Regions from separate parts of the Homo sapiens genome. Here region 2 is linked to region 1. Evidence: chromatin loops called from intact Hi-C (ENCODE). Cell type or tissue: heart right ventricle. All regions are shown on one strand. Links, peaks and the distances in the headings refer to the core of each region. The heading gives the core; the rest is flanking DNA. Region 1 has its middle 140 kb from the start of ECRG4. Region 2 has its middle 35 kb from the start of ECRG4.

Region 1 (11,872 bases), core at 4,445-9,444:
CCAGAAGTGTGTTGGAAGTGACACTGAATGATCTGGCCCTCAGATTTGTCAGTTTCCCAAGCAGCAACTTGGCCCTTGCATATATTGATTTTTAAATTTCTGTAGTTTGCTCAATCACCCAGGGCTCTGGGAGCCCATTTCTATTGGCTGGAAACCCACTGGGAACCAGCTACCTGCTGACAAATTCCAATCCTATTACTATTTTGTATTGAATATTTACTCTGCACAGTTCCTAATTTTCTGCGAAATGCCTTTTCTCTTTACCACCCTTTGACACAGTTACTGCTCTGTAAACTGAAACACCACTTCTTATGGCCGCAGTTGTTTGTGCTACGAATAAGTAACTCCCTAAGCTCAGCCCATCAGATTTTCTCTCGAATCTGTGGGCTGGAAATCAAGATGGTTGAGAACAGCTCTTCTCCTAGTGGCGGAAGTGGTAAAAATAATCTCAGTGTGGGTGTGGTGGCTCACACCTGTAATCTCAGCACTTTGGGAGGCTGAGGTAGGGGGACCACTTTAGGCCTGGAGTTTGAGACCAGCCTGGGCAACACAGCAAGAACCCATCTCTACAAATAAAAAATTTGTTGGGCATGGTGGCATGTGCCTGTGGTCCCAGGTACTTGAGAGGATGAGGCAGGTGGATTGCTTGAGTCCAGGAGTTCAAGGCTACAGTGAGCTGTGATCACACCACTGCACTCCAGTCTGGGCAACAGAGTGAGATGCTGTTTCTAAAAAAAATAAAATAAAATATGTACAATTTTTTAAAAAGAATCTCAGGAGCTCTCAGGCGTAGATCTCTCAGGCGTCCAGCTCTCAGGATGCCTGGTCCTGTAAGGGCCTCCAAGAGTGGCTGGAGAGCGGGGCGTGATGCCTCTTGGGCCACCTTGCAAAGAGCTCACAAGTTCTGCCAGTGAAGATAGAACCATCTATCATGAGAGTAAAGAATCAGTGGATGAGAAGATGGAAATAAAGCCATGAATTGGAGAGGGTGTCCCAAGGCCATTTCCATCTCTGGTTTCAGCTTCTCCTGCATCCTTGCCGCATTCTAGTTTCAGGGCTCCATGAGGTATCTCCATGTCCTTGTTATGTTCCCATTTCTCTTATTTTGCTTTAGTTTGAGTTGGCCTCCTCTCACATGAAACAGGGAGTCCACAATACCATTGACCCTTGAACTACACGAGTTTGAATAGCATGGGTCCACTTATATATGGATTTTCTTTTACCTCTGCCACCCCTGAGACAGCAAGACCTATCCCTCCTTCCTCTTTCCCTCAGTGTACTCAACATGAAGATGATGAGGATGAAGACCTTCGTGATGATGCACTTCTATTTAAGGAATAGTAACTATATTTTCACTTTCTTATAATTTTCTTAATAACATTTTCTATTCTCCAGCTTACTTTATTGTAAGAATATAGTACATAATACATATAACATACAAAATATGGGTAATGCACTGTTTATGTTATTGGTAAAGTGTACAGAGCACCTGTGACATAAGTAAGTCCATCTTAGAAAAAGACTCCATCTTACATTTCAAAAGGCATCATGACAACAGGACCAGATGTTCCCCTAATCAATAGAGACAGCACCTGACTGTCTCTATGGCCAGAGCATAGCCAGACACACTCTTTATTATCAATCAGTCCTCGCCAGAGGACTCAAGGGCTACAAAACAGCAGGAGTCCACCAGCTGGACACCGCTGTTTTATGAAATACCATCCTGCTATCACTCGTGATCAGCATCTGGCATCTGTCACTGAGGGCTCTGTCCAAATCGAGGGCTCTCCCTTACAAGACGCTGCTGTGCACCTAGATCTGCCCAGGACCCTCTCCTTGTCCATGTCACTGTCCTTGGACTGATTAATTAACCGCTTTCCTATCCCCTTTTCTCTTGATGTTAAATGTTGCTCTGTTTGATGTGGAATGTTTAATCTATAACGTGTATATATTGATTAAGTATCCTACTAGGTATGGTTTGCGATATCAACTGACCTGTGGAGTGGCTTGAGCCTGTGAGCCTGTAGCCCTGACTCCTGAGGGAACGAAGTGGTACGGAGAATTGCCTCCTTGGGAACTCCATGCAGCCTGTGGCTTTTATGACTGAAATAGCATCAATAAAGGCCTGACCTTGGGGAAAGACACAAATGGGCATGGACCTGATTATGTCTGACCTTGTGTCTCTCCCAACAGTAAGGCTTCCAGTAAACACTAGGCTGTTAGTAGTTATGTTTTGGGGGAGTGAAAAGTTTTACTGGGATTTTCAACTGTGCAAGGGGTGAGTGCTCTTAACCTGCATGTTGTTTGAGGGTTAACCACAATGCATAGGTATTGAGTGATTTGAGGAGGACTCTTGGACCATTCTCACTGGCCTCCACATGGATGATTTCTCCTAATTTAAACACAGGCAAACTTCTCCCAACCTTGCTGATTCTTACAGCTCTTGCACTTTGCAGCACAACCTCAGTAGAAGCTCCTGTACTTCTGGCTCCAGTTTCTCTCCTCCCGCAGTCTCCTTAGCAGATTCCAATCAGGTTTCCCCTCCGCTCACCACCAACCTGCGTGTTGCTGAATTCAGTGGTCACTGCTCAGCCTCACTGTGGCTCGCCCTGCATCCCTGAAAGGTTTCCTTCATCTGCCTTCAGCTGGCCTCCCTTCCACTCCACCAGTGGCCCTTCCCAGTCTTTGCAATTGCTCCCTTACAGCCCTGATGTCTTAATATCCATGCTGGTTCTTGGCCTCTTTGCTTCCCTTCTCCACTTTGCCCTTTGTGGGCTCCCGTCCTGTGGCAGGCTCTGCAGGCTGTTTCCCACGCCCCAGGCAGCGGCTCCTGGCCACTGGGAGGGTCTAGTGGGAGGCTGAGGAGAGCCTTGGGCAGCATCTCCAGCAGCAGCGGCAGCTGTTCCTTTTGTTTCCATCTCCTGGAGTCCGCATGGACTTTAGTTTCTGCCGGGTGAGCCCAGCTCCCAGGTTCTGGTAGCACCATCTCCTCTTTATTCCCAGACCTCATGATTCTCTATGGAGAAAATCTGATGGAGTCTGCAGAAAAGCTATTAGAATTAATGAGCTTAGTAAGGAGATTGCAAATACATCTTGCTAAAATCTCTCAAATCAAATTTTAAAATAAGGATCCTCATTAATGACTTTTCCTATAATACACTGAGTTAGGGAAATAACACTGAAATCTCAAGAGTGAATGAACTAATTTTTTTATTACCATGTATTATCTTTTGAGACAATATGGTCATAGATTGAGAAACTGAGTGCAATAGGCCATCTAGTTGCCTCAGTCAAATCTGATTTAGCTCTACTGAAAGTTCTTTTTTTTTTTTTTTTTTTTTTTTTTTTAGATGGAGTTTCACTCTTTTCACCCAGGCTGGAGTACAATGGTGCGATCTCAGCTCACTGCAACCTCTGCCTCCCAGGTTCAAGCAATTCTCCTGCTTCAGCCTCCCAAGTAGCTGGGATTACAGGCCCCAGCCACCATGCCTGGCTAATTTTTGTGTTTTTAGTAGAGACAGGGTTTCACCATATTGGCCAGTCTGGTCTCGAACTTCTGACCTCAGGTGATCCACCTGCTTCGGCCTTCCAAAGTGCTGGGATTACAGGCATGAGTCACCACGCCCAGCCTGAAAGTTCATTTTCATACAGACAAGAACACTATTCTGATGCCAATGAGCTTTCAGGTTAGGAGTCTTTAAAATACTTTTCTGACACAAAAATGAGCATGCTGTTGTTTCTTATTTGATGTTTCCTCTTTAGGATGCCTCTCAGTTTCTGCACAGGAATTGTCTACAGCAGTAGTTTGCAAAGTTTGATTTCTATTAGAAATGAAATTTTTAGGTCTCCACCCAGACCTCCTGAGTCAGAAACTGTGGGGGTGGCCTCCAGCATTCTTTATTTAATACTCTTTTGAGGGGCTTCTGATGCCTGCTAAGCCAGAACCACCAGTCTATACAAGCTTGGGGTATGGGAAAAAAATTCACTTACGAGGTCACTTTTACTGTCTGAACTAAAGTGAATTCCCTGAAATAAAATTGGCAAAATGTTCCCTACTTTTCAAAGTTTTGTTCTGTCTTCAGTTTTCTTTCTTTTTTTTTTCTTTCCTTTCTTTCTTTTTTTTTTTTTTTTTTTTGCCAGGCAACTTTTTGGGGAAGCACACTAAGCTTTAGATACACTATTCATTTCCAGTAATCAGGAGAGAGTCATCAAAAGTAGAGAGAATAAATGCATTTTTATATGTTAACACAATAGATTTACTATTCAGTTACAAAAATGATGTAGACACACACAGAGAGACACATACACACACACACATACACACAGACAGGCACAAACCCAGAGGGTTTTTATTAATAGAATGTGGAGGGAAAGAAACATATGCAAAATAACACAGTATGGTTCCATTTATATATTATTTAAAAATAGACTCAGCTGAACTACACTGCATACACAGGTGATAAATCTATTAGAGTCAAGAGCAGTATTTTATTTTTAAAAATAATTTCGACTTTTATTTTCGATTCAGGGAATACATGTGCAGGTTTTTTACATGGGGTTATTGTGTGACACTGCGGTTTTGAGTACAAATGATGCTGACACCCATGTAGTGAGCGCAGTACCCCATTGGTAGTTTTTCAGCCCTTGCGTCCTTTTTTCTCTCTTGCCTCTAGTAGTTCTCAGTATCTATTGTTCCCATCTTTATGTCCATGTGTACCCAAAGTTTAGCTCCCACTTTATAACTGAGAACATACAGTATTTGGTTTGCTGTTCCTAAATTAATTTGCTTAGAATAATGGCCTCTAGCTACATCTTTGTTGCTGCAAATGACATGCCTTCACTCTTTTTTATGGTTGCATAGTATTCCATTGTACTAATCCATTCTCATGCTGCTATAAAGAACAGGCCAAGACTGGGTAATTTACAAAGGAAAGATGTTTAATTGACTCACTATTCCACATGGCTGGGGAGGCCTCAGGAAACTTACAATCGTGGTGGAAGGGGAAGAAAATATGTCCTTCCTCACAGAGCGGCAGGAAGGAGAAGTGCAGAGCAAAAGGGGGAAAAGTCCTTAAAAAACTATCATATCTTGTGAGAACTCACTCACTATCATGAGAAAAGCATGCAGGAACCCCCACTGCCAAGATCTAATCACCTCCCATGAGGTCCCTCCTTCAACACACAATTCAGATTACAATTCAAGATAAGATTTGGTTGGGGACACAGACCATGTCATACATGATGTATATGTAACACATTTTCTTTATGCAATCCACCATTGATGGGCACCTAGATTGATTCCATGTCCTCGTTATTGTGAATAGTGCTGCAATGAACATACGCATGTATATGTCTTTCTGGTAGAACAATTTGTTTTCCTTTGGGTTATACACCAGTAATGGTGGTTTTGATTTGCATTTCTCTGATGATTAGTGATGTTGAGACTTTTTTCATGTTTGTTGGCTGCTTGTACATTTTCTTTTGAGAAGTGTCTGTTCATGTCTGTTGCCCACTTTTTAAATTTGTTTTTTGCTTGTCAAATTGTTTAAGTTCCTTATAGATTCTGGATATTAGACCTTTCTTGGATGCATAGTTTGTGAATATTTTCTCCCATTTTGTAGGTTGTCTGTTTAGAGTATGATTATTTTAAAGTCAGAATAGTGGTTACATCTGGAGGGAAGGATGGTTCTTGGGTGGGGAAGAAATTTATGGGCAAGGGGCTCTGGAAACTTAATAATGCTCTATTTGTTGACCTGGGTGGCCATTATGTGGGTGTTTGAGTTATATGTCAAACTGTGCATTTAATTTTTTACTACTTTGTAGGTATATTTCACAATCCAAAACTGTCTTTAAAAGAAAGAAAGCCAGATGCTGTGGCTCAGGCACATACCAGCACTTTGGGAGGCCAAAGCAGGTGGATTGCTTGCACCCAGGAGTTTGAGACCAGCCTGGGCAATAGAGTGAGACCCTGTCTCTACAAAAACTACAAAAATTAGCCATGAGTGGTGGCAAACTGCCTGTAGTCCCAGCTACTTGGGAGGCTGAGGTGGGAGGATCACTTGAGTCCAGGAGGTAGAGGCTGCAGTGAGCCATGATCACACCACTGCACCCCAGCTTGGGTGACAGAGCAAGACCCTGTCTCAAAAAACAAAACAAAACAAGAACCAAAAACAAAGAAAAAACAGGGTTAGGGATCACCCACTCTAGGCTAAGTAGTCTGCCTCTTTCTCGCCAATTCGTAATGCCAACACTTTCCCTTTCTTTAGAGACCACCACTTTCAGCACTTGTAGTCACTTCCAGACCAAATGCCCTAAGGATACAATTAGACTGACCTTTCTCAGGTTTTAATTGACTTTCCATGATAACAGACGAGGATTTCACTTTTGGCCCTTCCCTTGTGTGCCCTTCCTCTATCTCCCAGGACTTTTGATAATTTTCTTTCCACCATTTTCTTCCCTGTTTTGGGGGATGGGAATTCCTAATGGTTTGATTTTTAGTGCATCTCCTATCATTTTGTTATCTTTTCTCTCCATTATAGAAGATGACCTTAAAATTATGCCCAATTATTCTAATAAATCTATTAATAGACTCATCTTGTTTTTAATATCCAACAGATCTTTTTTGTTTTCTAGCTGTTCTTGTCTGATAGCACCTAGTTCTTTTTGCAGATACACTATATTCTAAGAAGAGTATTGCACAGCGTTACAAAGATATGGAGGTACCCTGCTGGGGGAACCTGGGAATTCAGGCAAGTGAACAGCCCAGACCAGCACTATCCCATAGAATTATAATCTGACTCAATTATGTCACTCTAAATTTTCTGATAGACCCACTGGAAAAAGTGAAATGGAAGAGGTTGAAATTAATTTTAATAAAAATGTTTTCATCCAATATATCCAATATAATATCATTTCAACATGTAATCAATATAAAAACTTGTTAATGAGATATTTTACATTTTTAATTTTATTAACAATTTGGTATAGGTTTTACACTTAAGCATATCTTTATTTGAACATGTCACATTTCAAATGCTCAGTAGCTATGTGTGACTCATGTTGTATAGTTTGAGTCTGCAGAGAGCTGCACCAGCCATGCCTGCAAACTAAGTTCAAATCTGCTCTGAGATCCCCAAGAATGTACTTTCTGGCCTGGTTCCCATCTTCTTGCAAGTTGCTTCTGGAACTTTCCCCCAAAAGCCTGCCTCCTGGTGGTAGGGCCTGGTACCTTACTCCATCTCAGGTCCCCAGCCAGCACCCATCCCTCCTCTGCATAATTTCCCCTCTTGGACATCATCTGTGTTATTGCATTTGCTCCTGGTCTCAACCCTTTCAAACTTCTGGTTCCTCCAGGGATCACTTCAGGGGACCTAGTTCTGTGAGCAGCATTCTTGGGCTCCACTTAATACCCCCAGGCTGCTGCCCAGCTGCCCAGCCTCTTAATCTGGCTAGAAATGCTGTGGCTGAAGGTTTCATGAATGGCTGAAAGGAGCTCATCCCTGTTACACAGTGTCTGGCCAGCAGCCAGTTTATCCCCAACCTCAGACTCCAGGTAGGGTGTGGGCTCCTGCTCCACTCACAGCTGCTGAAGAACTGGTGTGGCTTGGGGCTACTGTGTCTAGGGCCTGGCCTCTGGGCCTTTGCATAGGTAGAGAGAAGACAAGGCCAGGAGAAATGCAGCAGGGGACAGTAGGAGGAGGCAGAAGAGATGTCCCCAACCCCTTGGGGGTGGAAGGCCTGGAATGAGGAGGCCCAGTCTCTACCCTCTGGGATCCCTGAAGGCCAGACCAGGCAGGTGTGCCTGGTGAGTCAGCCCTGGGCCCCTGCCATCCTCCCTCTACTTACAGCTCACACAATAGCTCAATTGTGTCATTGCACTTAGCTTTGGCTTGGGTTCCAACCCAAGGACGTAGCCCAGGGACCTCTAGGGACAGAGAGAAACAGCTATGAGAGAGGTCTTTGTGCAAATCTATTCTGCAGAAAGGAGGCCCAGGGTTATGGTCAGAGTGGCTGTGGCTGACAGCACAGCATAAGAAGAGCCGGTCTCAGCCACTGGCTTGCACTGATGGCCAGTGTGTGTCGGAAAGTGACAGGAGGAAGTTTATCAAATAGGTGCACAATTGCTGTGCATTTTAAGTGGAGGTTCACACAAAGGACTCTGAGAATCTGAACTCCAGGAGAAGTTAGCAAAGTCTCAAGATATTGCAATAATATTTAACCAGATGAATAATTTCAATGTACTGTATTTATCTTTTTGTCTGTTGTCATCACATGCAGAAACCTATTTAAGACTGTTTGAAAATAAAAAAGAAGGGTTGTTTAGGTCAGCTGAGAGTCTTCTGGGGCCAACAGCTCAGCCTTCCCTGAAGAAAAGCTTAAACGCATTTTTGCAGGAGGTGAAATTTCTGAACGGCTATGACTTATGTTAATCTACTACGGGTGTGCTATCGCTACCGCATGTTTTGGCACAGGCCATAGCGAGGCACTAATGTCCAGACAGAGATGAGGGTCCTAAGAATTGCACAGCCAACCCTTTTGTCCAAAGTGTCAAACATGGATGTTGCAAGGGGTGCTTTCCAGGTCTTAGCATCTTGTATTCTAAAGGAAATAGGTAGCAGAAGGGTTTTTTAACTGAACGTTGTATTAAGATCTTAAAAGTATAGCTTCCATGGTCCCAGGTTTGTCCAGCCTGTGGACTCCATGTTGTGACATTATCAAGGATAACTCTGGTTTTTCTAGCTTTATCCCATTCATTAATGCCAGGTCTCCAGTTTCACTCAAAGTCTTGCCCAGTCATTTCCAGAGACATTGGGTGCATCTGTGTGGATCCCTTGCATTCTTCCAGGGAGGCCTTTCTTGCCTGTGCCCACTACTCCGGCCCCGTTGTGTGTATAGGGATGCCATTTTCTTCAGCATGTGCGTCCCCCAGTGAGCTCAGATGGGAACCCATGGTGTGAGGGTGGGGACCGTTCTCAGGCAGATATGATGCTCTCCTTTTCCTTTTCTCCTCCCCCACCCCCACTCCTTCCTTCTCGTTCTGTCAGGAGCCCTCATACAAACCCATTTCTGCCTCACCTCCAATTACACTTTCACAGACAAGTCTGAACCTAAGTATCTTAAATAAGGAGGCTCCACTACTAGTGGATTTATTTGAGGACTAAACTCCGGGGGAAACTCTCAGGGTGTAACAGGATGTAAACTGGGACTCTGTATCTTTCACTTTTGGCAGGAGCCCCCAGGGCTGAGGACAACGTGGTGGGCTCATCTCTCAAGGCAGAACGATGGGTGCTGTGCCCTAAAGCAGAGTGCATGGAGACTATGGAGCCAGTCCTGCCAGTGTCACCCAGCAAGGCCTCAGAGCAGGTTCTGGTGGAAGAGATTGGCGGTGGGGAGTATGTGTGGGTTGCCCATACCCCACAGAGAGGAAGTACTTCCCCTTCCCTCAAGACAAGTGATTTGGACTTCATGAGAGCTGGATATCCTGTTGCCTAGAGTTTGGGATGAAGAGAAACTTTTGTTTCCCACCTACTAAGCCTAAGGGCTACAGCAGCTCTTCGGTAGGAGCAGAATGAAGAAAACAGGCTAGGTTGGAAATAGTGGGTTCCCAGCTGGGTTGAGAACAGTGCACGTGCACTTGCATGGAGGGTGATGCGTTCTGGAGAGCAGTCAGGGACCCTGCAGAGAGGACCTGGCCTGGGGTCATCATAAGGGGGATCCCACCAAGGAGGACTGTCTGGGACAGAGGAAGCCTCCAGCAGAAGCTCACAGGCCATGGGAAGAGTCAGACAGAGCCACACAGAGGACAGACGTGATCCACATGTCGCAGCAGGGGGATTCCAAGCATTGGCCAATGTGCTTTGTGGGAGGAACAGCCAGCAATTGCACATCTATCCACATCCTCATTACAAAAGAACCAGTCAGGAAAGGCATTTCCTCCACACACTGCGCCTTTCTGCCCCTTTCCAGCCCATTGCAGTGAGAGGGAGGTGGGGAGGCAGGTGAGGAGCAGGGAAGGAGCTGCCATGCTGTCGCAGGTTTCCAGCCAGCACAGGCCTAAGATGGGGTCACTTTCAGCTGGACAAGATTTTGGAATCCTGTTGTATGGGAATTTTCAATTATTGAAACAAGACTGGTTTTGTGCTTGAAGGGGCCAAAAACATTGGGAGACTTGCTCAAGATTTCATGCACAGGCAGGAAAGAAGGAAAGAGTTTAAAGGAGCCGTGGGAGAATCAATCATTCTCTGCTTGCCCCTAATGAAGCCAGCTGCAGAGAGCACTGGTAAACACAGTCACTCACAGTTAATCTAGGTAGAGGAATTTAAAATACTACCTAGGCACAAATCTAAAGTGCTTCTGCTGTGAGAAGCCAATGTCAGATCACTGAGGTCTCCACTCACTCAACATCTGGATATTGAGGACCATGAGTGCTATTAGCGCCCTAAAGGCTGTGTTTAGGACACCATGTTTTACTAAAACTCTTATCTCTAAGCATCAAGATCCCACCCGGTGTGGCAAACATCTGAGACCCAGTAAGAGAAGAGTGGGCTTCCATTTCCTCCCTCACACTCACCTGGAGGCAAATTCCATGCCCGCAGCAGAGGAGCAGTGGAGTCACCTCCACTACAGGATTTCAATGTCATTTCTCTCATTCTCCTTCCTTCCCCAGCTCTCTCTGCCTGCATACTTGAATTTACATGGGCAGTGTCGAAGGAAAATAAAATCTTGGGATCCCAATTAACGATGCCAAAAGGAAAAAACTAAGCTGAAAGTGGAGTAATGCAAGACCTTTCCTTTTGTTCCTAAGCAGATAGCTACAGATAAAAAGTAGCTTCCCAGGTAGCTACTCTATGTTCATCTTATCCTTACATAAAGTGCCAATTTACTGAGCATGAGAGGAATATCTAATTGACTATTCCCCTACCTGCTCCTTTTCTCTTTTTTCCTTTTCTTTTTTTGAGACGGAGTCTCGCTCTGTCACTCAGGCTGGAGTGCAATGGCACAATCTCGGCTCATTGCAAACTCCACCTCCCAGGGTCAAGTGATTCTCTTGCCTCAGCCTCCAGAGTAGCTGGGATAACAGGCACCCACCACCATGCCTGGCCAATTTTTGTATTTTCAGTAGAGACAGGGTTTCACCATGTTGGCCAGGCTGGTCTTGAACTCCTGACCTCAAGCAATCCACCCGCCTAGGCTTCTTAAAGTGCTGGGATTACAGGCATGAGCCACCTTACCTGGCCCCTTTTCTCTTGCAACCCATGGATTCAATAACGTGACCATACCCTCCCTCTCTCCCCTCCAGCCCACTTTCCCCCTTTAAATATTGAAGCCCCCAAAATCATCTTTGGAAAAAGACATGGACCACAGACTGTTCCTGTGGCTTTGTGTTCCTTTTTCCTGGGCATGTCCTTATCCTCGGCAAAATAAACTTTTAAATTGTTTGAGACCTGTCTCAGGTACTTTTTGGTTTATAGTAGCAACATGTATGCATAATGCAAATGTACTTGTATTTCATTATACATTTATTTGTTCTTATTACACAGGTAAGCCATTTTTATTGTGAGAAGACTCAGAAGATTCAAATACATTTGAAGGGGAAAAACACTCTCATCTTCCTTATCTCCCAACCTTAGTTTATAGGTGCTTCTATGTCTTTAATTAACTGGCCTATTTCTAGATCTATCTGTTTTGGACATGAGATTTCTGCTAAGATGGGTGAGGATTTCATTTATTTACACCACATTTCACCTCCCCTTTCCCACCCTTTCAGTTTCTCACATCACTCTTTTCTTTCTCTATAGGTTACCTTGCTAACTCTAGGCAACTTACTTAGACTTTTAGCCACTGTTTATCAACTACGGAAAGGCTCTCTTGG
Region 2 (11,872 bases), core at 3,141-8,140, 110 kb before region 1:
GTGATTCAGCATGATGCTCTTGATTTAGTAACTAACCCTCCAATGTTCTGAGATAGCACTCAACTTTTTGTTATTAAGATAATTTTCAGTTTGAGTCAACAATTTAAATCAGCATCTCTCCAGACGTCACCTGGTGTTCCTCTCTGCGCCTTGACAGGTAGGTCCCATTGCCTTGAAATCCTCCATCCCAGGACCAGGGTTGAGTTGCCCTACTGAGTATTTCTGTTAATTCCCAAAAAACTTCAATCCTTGTAGGTCTTTATTAAATAAAATGGCTTAAAAGTTTTGACTTCTTAAATTCCTCTTTCTTTACCCCAATGCAAAACTCAGCCTCTTCATCAGTTTTCTATTAAAATTTTAAAAATTCACACCCACCAAGAGTTTGATTGATTAAGGAGGCTTTGCTGAAGAAGGAAGGTTTCTCACATCTCATCACAATTTTCCTACCACTCTCCGCTTGACTTCCTGGGCCTTCCCTCTCCCAATTCTTATTTGCATTCCTTTCATGAGCAAAACTTATCCTGTACAAAACATATCCTTCTTTTTATCTCATATCTAGGGGATGAGGTTTCGCCTTTTGCAGTAGGGAGCATGGAGGCTCAGCCTGGATTCCAGAAGCACTCATCAAACACATCTTCCAAATTCATTGTTAGATTTTTGACACAATTCAGAGAATTTCTGGTGAAAAAAATTTTTCTTTACCTTGGCATAAATGTTAGCTATATTTATCCATTCCACTTTAAATCAACTTTATATTTTAAAATTGTTTTAGATGTACAGGAAGTTGCAAAGCAAACACAGAGAGTTTTTACAGCCCCACACCCAGTTTCTCCTATTGTTAATATCTTACATTCCTATAGCACATTTGTCACAATTAATGAACTAACACTGACGCGTAGTTATTATTAATTAAGTCCAGGCTTTACTCAGATTCCCTTCGTTTTTGTTTTGTTTTGTTTTTTAGACGGAGTCTCGCTCTGTTGCCCAGCCTAGAGTGCAATGGTGTGATCTTGGCTCACTACAACCTTCGCCTCCTGGGTTCAAGCAGTTTTCCTGCCTCGGCCTCCTGAGTAGCTGGGATTACAGGTGCCTGCCACCATGCCCAGCTAATTTTTGTATTTTTAGTAGAGATGGGGTTTCACCATGTTGGCCAGGCTAGTCTCGAACTCCTGACCTCAAGTGATCTGCCCGCCTCAGCCTCCCAAAGTGCTGGGATTATAGGCATGAGCCACTTGCCCAGCCCCCCCTTCGTTTTTATATAATGTCTGTCTTCTGTCCCAGGATCCCATCCAGGATATATTATATTAAGTTGTCGTGTCTCCTTTGGCTCCTCTTGGCTCTGACAGTTTCTTAGACTTTGCTTGTCTTTGGTGACCTCTCCAGTTTTAAGGAGTGCTGGTCAGGTATTTTGCAGAAGGTCCTTCAATTTACTTTTGTCTGACATGTTTCTTATGATTAGACTGGGGTTAGGATTTTGGGAGGAAGATCTCAGAAGTAAAATGCCATTCTCACTGCATCACATCAAGAGTCCATACATCAGCATGACTTGTCGCTGTTGATGCTAGTCTTCATGACCTGGCTGAGGCAGTCTCCGTCTCAACCCTGACATTTTCCACACCGTACTCATTGGAAGGAAGTCACTAGGCTCAGCGTACAGTTACTTGTGGGAAGTTATGTCCCACCTCTTTGAGAAGCAAGTATCTACATAAATTATTTGAAATTCTGAATAGGAGTTTTGTCTATTCTACCCTGTGTATTTAGCTATTCAATCCCTTATTTATCTAACTACAAACACACTGTTGTTGTTATTTTATACTTTGGGTTATAATCCAAATTACATTATTTACTTTGTTGCTCAAATTGTTCTGGGTTTGGCCATTGGGAGCCCTTTCTGTTGGCTCCTGTGTTCTTTTGATGTAATCCCAGGCTTTTGTGGGTTTTTCTATTTGTTTTGTTTGTTTGTTTTGAGATGGAGTCTTGCTCTGTCACCCACTCCAGGCTGGAGTGCAATGGCGCAATCTCAGCTCACTGCAACCTCAGCTCACTGCAACCTCTGCCTCCCGGGTTCAGGTGATTCTCCCACCTCAGCCTCCCAAGTAGTTGTGATTACAGGCATCCCCCACCATACCCGGCTAATGTTTTTGTATTTTTAGTAGAGACAGAGTTTCACCATGTTGGTCAGGCTGGTCTTGAACTCCTGACCTCAAGAGATCCACCTGCCATGGCCTCCCAAGTGCTGCGATTACAGGCCTGAGCCACCACGCCCGGCCACATGCTTTTGTTTTCTGAGGTCCTTCTTATCTTCTGTGATTATAAGAGGTTCCAAGTTCATCTCCAGGTGCATTTCCCACCACAGTCTTAAACTCAGCCATTTCTCCAAGGAGCTCTGGTTCCTTTAATGGCATTAGAAACCAAAATCAGGGTGATGAGTTAGCTTGTCATTACCAGGGTTCATTGATTCTAGGCCCTTTCAGCAGACAGAGTTTGGAAATATATGAGGGTGGGTCTACCTGTGTGTGCACACATATCCAGAATTATTTCCATAATTATTGATCTGTATCTACGTTAAGCTAAACATGAGTCTAGACTAATGTCTCACACAGAGAACCACATGGTTCATTCTAGGCATTCCCTTGGCTTTCTGTAACCATTTACTCCAATAGAGAGAAACCTGCCTCCCACCATCCATCATCTTTTACTAATAGTCTTAATCCAAGTATACATGTAGAGAAGTATCAAAATTGTTAACCCAAAGCACATAAGAAACAACTTTATCAGCTGGAGTATAGTACTTCTGTATTGTTTCTTTTGTCTTTAGTCCTGCAGGCTCCACTCATTTCCAAGTTACTCAGATCATCACCTTTTCTCCTGCCTCCTTCAGTGAGGTTATGCCACATTGTAATACAGTTAGATTGTTTTGCCACAGGCTGGATTCCATCCTGGGATTACCAATCTCCCAACTGATAAATTCATAGTGTCATGTCTCCACAACTACAGTGCCTTATGAAATAATTTCACGGCTGTAAAACAATTCTGGGTGCTTTCCCTATTCCTCCCCTCTTCTTCCCCAATCCCCTGATGAACATAAATCTGTTTTCTATCTCTGTAACTCTTCCCTTACTAGAATATCATAAAATGAAATCATACAGTATGCAGTCTATTCATGCTGCCTCCTTTCACTTAGCAATATGCATTCAAGATTCATCCACATTGTTGTTTGGACTGAGGGTCCATTCCTTTTTAATTGTTAAATAGTATTCCATTGTATGGATATACCATAGATTGCTTATTCATTCACCTGTTAAAGGACATCTCAGTTACTTCCATGTTTTGGCAATCATCGATAAAGCTGCTATAAACATTTGAGTGCAAGTTGTTGTGCAGATATAAGTTTTCACATCAGTCGGGTAAATACTTTGGAGTGCAATTGCTGCATTATATAGTGAGAGTATGCTTAGCTTTGTAGAAACTGTCAGACTGTCTTCCAAAGTGGCTGTACCATTTCTCTTTCCCACCAGCAGTGAATGAGACTTCCTGTTGCTCCATATCCTCACCAGAAATTGCCATTGTCAGCTTCTGGGATTTTCGCCATTCTAATAGATGTATACTTGTGTCCCATTGTTGTTCATTCCACTTTTAAAAATCCACATTGGAGCATGGCCAATTTGGAAACAATTTTTCACTGGCCCTGGATTTGATGTTGCTTTTTTTTTTTCTTTGAGATGGAGTTTCACTCTTGACGCCCAGGCTGGAGTGTAGTGGCCCATGTTCTCAGCTTACTGTAACCTCCACCTCCGGGGCTCAAGCAATTCTCCTGCCTCAGCCTCCTTAGTAGCTGGGATTATAGGCGCCCGCCACAATGCCTGGCTAATTTTTTTGTATTTTTAGTAGAGATGGGGTTTCAGCATGTTGGCCAGGCTGGTCTCGAACTCCTGACCTCAGGTGATCCACCCCCCCTCTGCCTCCCAAAGTGCTGGGATTACAGGCATGAGCCACCGTGCCCAGCTGACATTTTTTTTTAAAGATAAGATTTTACGTGTCCTTTGCAGCGACATGGATGCAGCTGGAAGCCATTATCCTCAGTGAATTAACACAGGAACAGAAAACCAAACACCACATGTTCTCACTCATAAGTGGGAGCTAAACTTTGGGTACTCATGGACAAAACAATGGCAACAATAGAAACTGGGGAAGAAACTGAGGCAGCAAGTGTTGAAAAACTATTGGGTACTATGCTCAGTACCTGGATGGTGGGATCAATTGTACCCCAAGTCTAAGCATCACACATGTATACTCATATAACAAACCTGCATATATGCCCCCTGAATCTAAAATAAAAGTCTAAATTACGGCCGAGTGTGGTGACTCACGCCTGTAATCCCAGCACTTTGGGAGGCTGAGATGGGCAGATCACTTGAGGTCAGGAATTTGAGACCAGCCTGGACAACATGGTGAAACCCCGTCTCTACTAAAATACACACAAAAAATTAGGTGGGCGTGGTGGCTGATGCCTGAAATCCCAGCTACTCTGGAGGCTGGGGCAGGAGAATCGCTTGAACCTAGAGGCAGAGGTTGTGGTGAGCCAGCCGAGATTGGGCCACTGCACTCCAGCCAGGGTGACAGAGCGAGACTCTGTCTCAAAAAAAAAAAAAAAAGTCTAAATTATTTTTTTAAAAGATATTTTTTCAAGGCCAAAAGTCTTAATGGAAACAGCAGCAACTGATTCCTCAGTGTACCTGAATCCATGGACTTTGTTAGTATGTAAACAGAAGTGTCCAGTTGCTTAAGGCCTGTAAGGAAATAATAAAGTGAACAGAGAATGGGGGAGAATACAAGATCAGCTTTCGTCAGAGCAAAAAATAATTTTTTAATACTTCATTAAAATAATTAGGCCAAGCATGGTGACTCACGCCTGTAATCCCAGCACTTTGGGAGACTGAGGCGGGTGGATTGCTTGAGCCCAGGAGTTTCAGACCACCCTGGACAACATGGTGAAACCCTGTCTCTACAAAAAAAAATACAAAAATTAGTGGGGCGTGCTGGCACATACCTGTCATCCTAGCTACTTAGGAGGCTCAGGCAGGAGTATTGCTTGAGCCCAGGAGGCAGAGGTTACAGTGAGCTGAGATCATGCCATTGCACTGTAGCCTGGGTGACAGAGTGAGACCCTATCTCAAAAAAATAATAATCACAGTTAAGAGAAACGCAGGTAAAGAGGCAAAAACCTGTTACTGATGGGATGCATTGGGAGATGGTGTGGAATTCCCACTGGGTACAGCACCATTTGTTTATGAACAAAGATTCAAAGGTAAAAGTCCACCTTCCATCTCTCATGAACTATTTCACAATTACAACGTTCCATGTAGTGTGATGCAAGTTTTCAACACCCTGATGCTGAGAGCAGCTGGCTGGGGGTGGAGTGGGAGGGGAAGACGAGTGGGGACTGGAAGGGACAGTCCCCGCCAGTCCCACACTCATCTCGCTGAGTAAAGATGAGCCCCTAAGCCACGGGGGCCTCTGCTTGGCTAGTTGCTCTGCCAGCCCATTAATACTCGACTACTTAGTACAGGGGCCCGGACAGGGACAGTGCCACCCCAGGCCTGGACAGCACAATGCCAGGTAGTGCTTCTACTGTGCTGTGCCTGATTCACAGGCCTGATGGCTTCTCCAGGAGTCCCATCCTGAAGGCACGAGCTAGTCTATTTCAGGCAAGTTCTTCCTGTTTTCCAGCAGTCTCTGACTTACTTGGCTCCCCTCCCTCCTTCCTTACATTCCAGGCACAGATCTGTTTACACAACTGTACTTGATCTGAGAGAACAGTAGATGCCAGAAAAGGAAGCGCAAGCTCCCGCAGCTCCCCAGCACCCCTGCCTTCTTCCTCACCCACCCTTCCCTTCCCGCTCTTTCCCCTCTCCCCTTCCTCCTTGCCTTACTCACTGTTCATAAAATCTTTGGATCAGCCACAGAATCACATTCTGCAGCTTGAATCAAGATCTCCGGTCTCAGAGGAGACAACGCTGCACCCTCTGCTGACCTAGAAAATCTCCCCATCCTTCCTGTACATGGCATGTCTATTTTTAAAAGCCAGGAATAATTTTCTATTCCAGAATTTTCAATTGCAGTTTTTAAAATCTACCTAAAATGACACGGATGGATCTCAAAGTATCATGTTATATATGAAAGAAACCAGACGTTCAAAAGTACACTGTATGATTCTATTTTATATGAAGTTCAAGAACAGGCAAAACGAAGCCATGGTGATAGAGGTCGGAACCGTGGTTAAACCTGGAGTGTGGGGTATTGGCTGGAAGAAACGCAAAGACACATTCTGGATGTGGGAAATGTTTCATATCTTGATCAGGGTTGTGGTTACATGAGGGGTGTGTGTGTGTGTGTGTGTGTGTGTGTGTGTGTGTGCGCCTAAAAAGTCATCAAGCTGTACACTACATTGTGCACTTTGTATAAATTATATCTCAAAAAAGTACAGGAAAAAAGTTTCCCTGAAGTGAATGGACTAAACTGTGAATGCTGAGTGCAAAATAATAGATAGAAATCCCCCAGAGCCCTTCATTGAACAGAAGCCCAGAGAGGCTAAATGGCTTGCCTGCAGACACACAGCCAGTTAGGGCCAGACTCTGATAAGAGGCAACAGAATATGCTGCCTAGTTCCCTATGGCTGGGATAATTTCTTCTATCTAGGTAGTTTTCTTATTTTCAAAGGGAAGTTTTAAGGCATTTTCTTACTGGAAGGGGGTTGATCAGATTACAGCACCTGGACCCATCTATTCCATGAGATGTAGGTCAGAGTATGCTTAACACCTCATTCTACAATCTGTGGATGTCCACACCCTGCCCAAGATTTTTGCTGGGAAAATTGGAGTGGTGGGGTGTGTCAGGATTTACTCCTTCTCCTGTTCATATACTGTCAGGTCCCAAATCTCTGTTCTTCTCAGACTAAAAAGAAAAAAAAATACAGCTTCTTCTTTGATTTCCACATAGAGTCACAGAGCAGATATTTATCATGCATTTTAATCCAGCCTTCCTAGATTTGAGACCTTGAACACCTGGGAGTCTCTGTGGAGCTGGTTTGCTGTGCTAGCCTCTCTTGCCTCCAGGGCTCAGGCAAGTCTCCCAGGGAAACAGAGAGATGAAATCACCAGAGACCCTGAATCAGGGGTAGTGACACTGGTGAAGGTGGTGGCAGCTACACACAGGTTTCAGAGAGAGCAGTGGCAGGACCTTAGGCAAGGTGGCCTATATCCTGCCATAAAGGTTATCTCATCAGCTGGCTCCGGATGTCTTGGAGAAGTAACTCGGCTGGTTAACCCTAAGGGGAGGTGAGGTACGGAGGGCATGGGTGTTGGTGGGAGACCAGGCAGCCACAGAGGTGGCCTTGGAGGCCTGCCTCCAAGGAGATGGTGGTGCATACTGCAGCATCTATGCTAGAAATGACCACAGTGTGGGCTCCACCGGGCCCATTCTGGGGTGAATTGGGCATGACCGTTTACCATAAAGTCTCCAGCCCAGTTCTCTGGTCCCCAGGAGTTCTTCGATCCAGCTAATACCCTTTACCAAATGCATTTGCTCCTCAACTAGCCAGAATAGGTTTCTGTTGCTTACAACTTGGAACCTGGCAGGATGGTGGTAATTTTGTATGTAATAAACCCTGCTGAAGATTTGGAGGAAACAGGATTGCTTATATCACACCAATGCAGACAAGCAAGTTTCCATAGAACCTGAGATGTACATGTCCTCAAACCCCTTTGGAAGCTCCACCAGGCAATTCTCCCCCATCATGCACCCTCACCCTGCCCTGAAAAGCCCCAGGTTCACCAGATCAGGCCAACTCCTTTCACTATTTCCTCCCTTTCAGAAGCAAGGCAAAACTTCTCTCATTTTCTCCAGCCAGAGCACTGGGGCCACCTCTGTGGCTGCCTGGTCTCCCACCAACACCCATGCCCTCTGTACCTCACCTTCCCTTAGCAGTTAACCAGGAGAGTTGGTTCTCCAAGAAGGCTGGAGCCAGCTAGTGAGATAGTAACTTTTATGGCAGGAAATAGGTCACAGAGGTGTGAGCAGAGGTGTGGCCATACTGTGCCACGCCTTCTATCCTCTTGTGTGGCAAGCCTAGAGGCCAAGTGATGATGGAGGCGCAAAAGATAGTGGAAACCAAGGTCCAAGTCACACCTTTAAGGAGAGCCATGCCTCCTCTTTCGACCAGGACAGACAAGGAAAAAACCTTTCACTGTGTTGTTGGAGAGATTCAGACGTTGAAGGTGGCCATGTTCAGCCTTCCTGGGTAGTACCCTAAATAAAGAAACGCTAGTCACATCCAGTGACCCATGGGGCATACACCTTGGTTGCTGAAACACTGAAAACATATTTTCTTTTTAAAAAAATGTTTATTTATTTACTTTTATTTTAATAAGATTCAGGAGTACAAGTGCAGTTTTGTTACACGAATATATTGCGTGATGCTGAGGTTTGAACTTCTAGTGTACTCATCACCCAAAGAGCGAACACTGTACTCGGTAGGTAATTTTTTAACTCTCACAACCCTGACCCTTCCCACTTTTGGAGTCTCCAGTGCCTATTATTCCACTCTGTGTATCCACGTATACCATTGTTTAGTTCCCACTTAAAAGTGAGAACATGCAGTATTTGATTTTCTGCCTCTGAGTTATTTCACTTAGGGTAATGGCCTTCGGCTCCATCCATGTTGTTGCAAAAGACATGATTTCATTCTTTTTATGGTTACAAAGTTATTCCATGGTGTATATATACCACATTTTCTTTTTCTTTTTTTTTTTTTTTTTTTGTGAGATGGAATCTTGCTCTGTCGCCCAGGCTAGAGTGCAATGGTAAGGTCTCAGCTCACTGCAACCTCTGTCTCCTGGGTTCAAGCGATTCTCCTGTCTCAGCCCCCCGAGTAGCTGGGACCACAGGCATGTGCCACCACACCCAGCTAATTTTTGTATTTTTAGTAGAGACGGGGTTTCACTATGTTGGCCAGGCTGGTCTTGAACTCCTGACCTCAGTTGATCCGCCCACCTTGGCCTCCCAAAGTGCTGGGATTACAGGCGTGAGCCACCGCGCATGGCCTATACCACATTTTCTTTATGCGATCATCCATTGTCGGACACTTAGATTGGTTCCATGGTTTGCTGTTGTGGCTACCACTGTGATAATGTATGACTGCAGGTGTCTTTTTGATATGATGATTTCTTTTCCTTTGGGCAGATACCTAGTAGTGGGGTTGCTGGGTTGAAGGGTAGTTCTATTTTTAGTTCTTTGGGGAATCTCCATACTGTGAAAACCATATTTTCTCATGTAAAAACAGGGTCCCCATGACCAGGTACGAGAAGTATCCTGGTGGCATGGGAGATCAGATTGGGGCAGCTCTGAAGGATGCTCCTTCGGGGCCCAGCAGCCACATGCCTTTTCCATTTCCCATGGCCTCTGCTCTTTGGAAGGTCTCTGTGTCAGTCACCTCCAACTTAGTGTAACTTTTAAAAATGTGTTGTGAGTCCTTAGGTCTTGCATTCCATCCTTATCTCTCTTCAGGGAATTAAAGTACTTGCCTTGGGGATTATGGGTTTCAGAAAGGAATTGAGGGGAGGTCCTTTGAGGAATACAACATCTTTTCTGCCTCAACAACACTCAGATGACCCATGTATGGTAAGTTGACTGTGGCTGTGAACCCATCACAATGTACACAGTAATGAGACTGATTCCTAAACCAACGATTTTTGTGGAACTTGGGAGTTCATTCTGCCCAGCCTGTCTTCCTTCCAGGATGGGATTCCCCTCCCAGTTGCTGATAGTCATAATTCGAGGCCAAGTCAGGTCATCTTGCAATGCTGAGGACCTTTCCACACCCAGGGTGACCTCTCCCATGGCTGGACAATGAGAATTTGGAAATTTCTCCTAGTTTTATCCCCAAGCCCAACCCTCTTTAATTCGTTGACTTAGTTCTACTATCATAAAACATTAGAGCCCCACCTATAACCCACTTAACCACATCCTTCTGTGTCCTAATCGCCTTTCTATTTCATGTCTTTTTCCAACCTTTCTTTTCTCTTTACTTTGATTTTATTATCTAGATGCTGGGATTTCATTTTGTCTTGTTGGGTCATATGAATCTTTGTAAGTAAGTTGCTGTTGATCCTTTTTGAAATAAAACAGGTTAAAGGAAAAGAAAAAGAAAGGACATTCTTTCTTTTTCATGTATTCCCCCATGAGATACACAGAATAAGTCAAAGCTTTTTTTCACATCAACCCGTCAAATATTTGAAGGCAGCTGGCCAATATCCCACGGGCCTCCTCTCCTAAAGACACACATTATGAATGGCTTCAGTTCTTCCAAAGATTAGAAGGTTTCCAGATTCTTCTCCATCGCAGGTTGGCCTCCTCCAGGGCTTCCCTGGTTAGCTAACAAGCTCCATTAAAATTCCCAGTGGGACTGAGGCCTGCTGAGACCTTGTGTGAGGGGACGTGGGCAGTCCTGGTATTTCCTGCTTGCCTGACCCTGTGCGTCTGATACCAGGCTTCAGAGTGGGGCAGCTTCACCACCACCTGCTGCTGCAATGTACTTGAGCCCTTGCAGAAACTTGTGTCCATAGCTCTTTTTCTGACTACACAGGAATATTTCCTTTGTTATCTTAAAGCAGTTTCTCAAACATTTAAAAACGATAGTTCCCTTTTCACATACCTAAAATTCTTATGCCTCCTTTTAATGTTATTTTAAGTTTCCAAGAGGCATTTTTTTCAAATATAAAGGTATAATATTGCACATCTTCCTATGCATCCTCCCTCCACCTGCAGGGTGTAGCCTCTTCTGAGAAGCACTAGAGTCACATCTTCGTCTTTTTGACCAAATGTGCCATCGTCCTGCCAGATCACCCACCTTCACCAGGGCTCTAAAGAGCATTTGGTTGGTTCCAAAAATAAAAACACTCCCAAAGACAAATATTTGTTAGTACTGGGAATTGCCCCCAAAATATGAGGCAGAGTCTAAACTCAATGTCCCGAAAGGAGTGGACTGGAATAAATGCTTAGGCTCTCAGAGCACCTAACTGAAGGGTACTACGCTCACTTATCAGGAAAAAAAAAAAAGAAAAGTCGACCATATTATTACTTTCTAGTCACATTTTTATTCAGGCCCACACATGAGATCTGCTCCAGGGCAGAATTTTGCAAGGAAAAAGAGGTGACACCTCTGTGAACAAGAAAATGCTTTTCCCTGGTGCCTACGGGGACATATGCTCAATATTTCTAATTTCTGAAATTCAAAGCAGTGAATAGTGGTTTATCACAAAGTTAAAGGCAGGATTTAAAATCTGGTATAGATCTCATTTGTAGCCAGAGGAGGTTGAGAAAGAAAGAAAACAAGAAAGGAAGAGAGAGAGAAGCAGAGAGAAAGAAAGACAGAGAAAGAGGCAGAGAGGGATAGCAAATGGGGAAAGAGAGAGACAGAGAGGAGAAAGAGATGAAGACATAGAAGGGGAGAGAGAGAAGGAGAAAGACAGAGACAGAGGAGAGACAGAGAGAGACAGACAGAGACAGAGAGGGAGAGAGACAGAGAACATAATTGGAAAAGTAAGAAAGATCTCTCCCATCACACTGTCTGTACTAACATCCCAAACTCAGCCCCCATCCCAGAAAAAGACAGAGAATAAGGAAAGGGAAGGATACATCTAGAAAGGGAAGGACGCATCTAGAAAGGGAAGGATACATCTAGAAATAGAGTGTCAGGTCAGAAGAGCTTAGTGAAGGACCCTTATGAGCTAAATTAGGGTTCCATGAGCCAACCTTCACCATAGGTCCCTCTTGACTCCACACCCTCAGCCAAGCCACCTGTTAGATTCTCCTG

The links. Hi-C counts contacts between places; a loop is a spot of excess contacts. Peaks named below come from ENCODE experiments on the same cell type or tissue, not always from the same donor. Only the 100,000 strongest peaks of a DNase experiment are listed, where the experiment ranks them.
Region 2: a loop joins it to region 1, with 1.9 times the contacts of the local background. A loop is called at or near these places in 7 of 110 quality-filtered maps.

Annotation. Positions count from the first base shown.
Region 1 is chr2:105,915,409-105,927,280 of GRCh38, reverse strand. No RefSeq gene overlaps it. Among named protein-coding and RNA genes, the nearest start is that of ECRG4, 140 kb to the left of the region's middle. In heart right ventricle, for the core only: a CTCF peak has its summit at 7,230 (motif pointing left); DNase peaks (open chromatin) are centred at 7,200 and 7,830; H3K27ac peaks cover 1,044 bases.
Region 2 is chr2:106,024,604-106,036,475 of GRCh38, reverse strand. No RefSeq gene overlaps it. Among named protein-coding and RNA genes, the nearest start is that of ECRG4, 35 kb to the left of the region's middle. In heart right ventricle, for the core only: no CTCF peak of the experiment used is centred there; a DNase peak (open chromatin) is centred at 5,655; H3K27ac peaks cover 4,699 bases.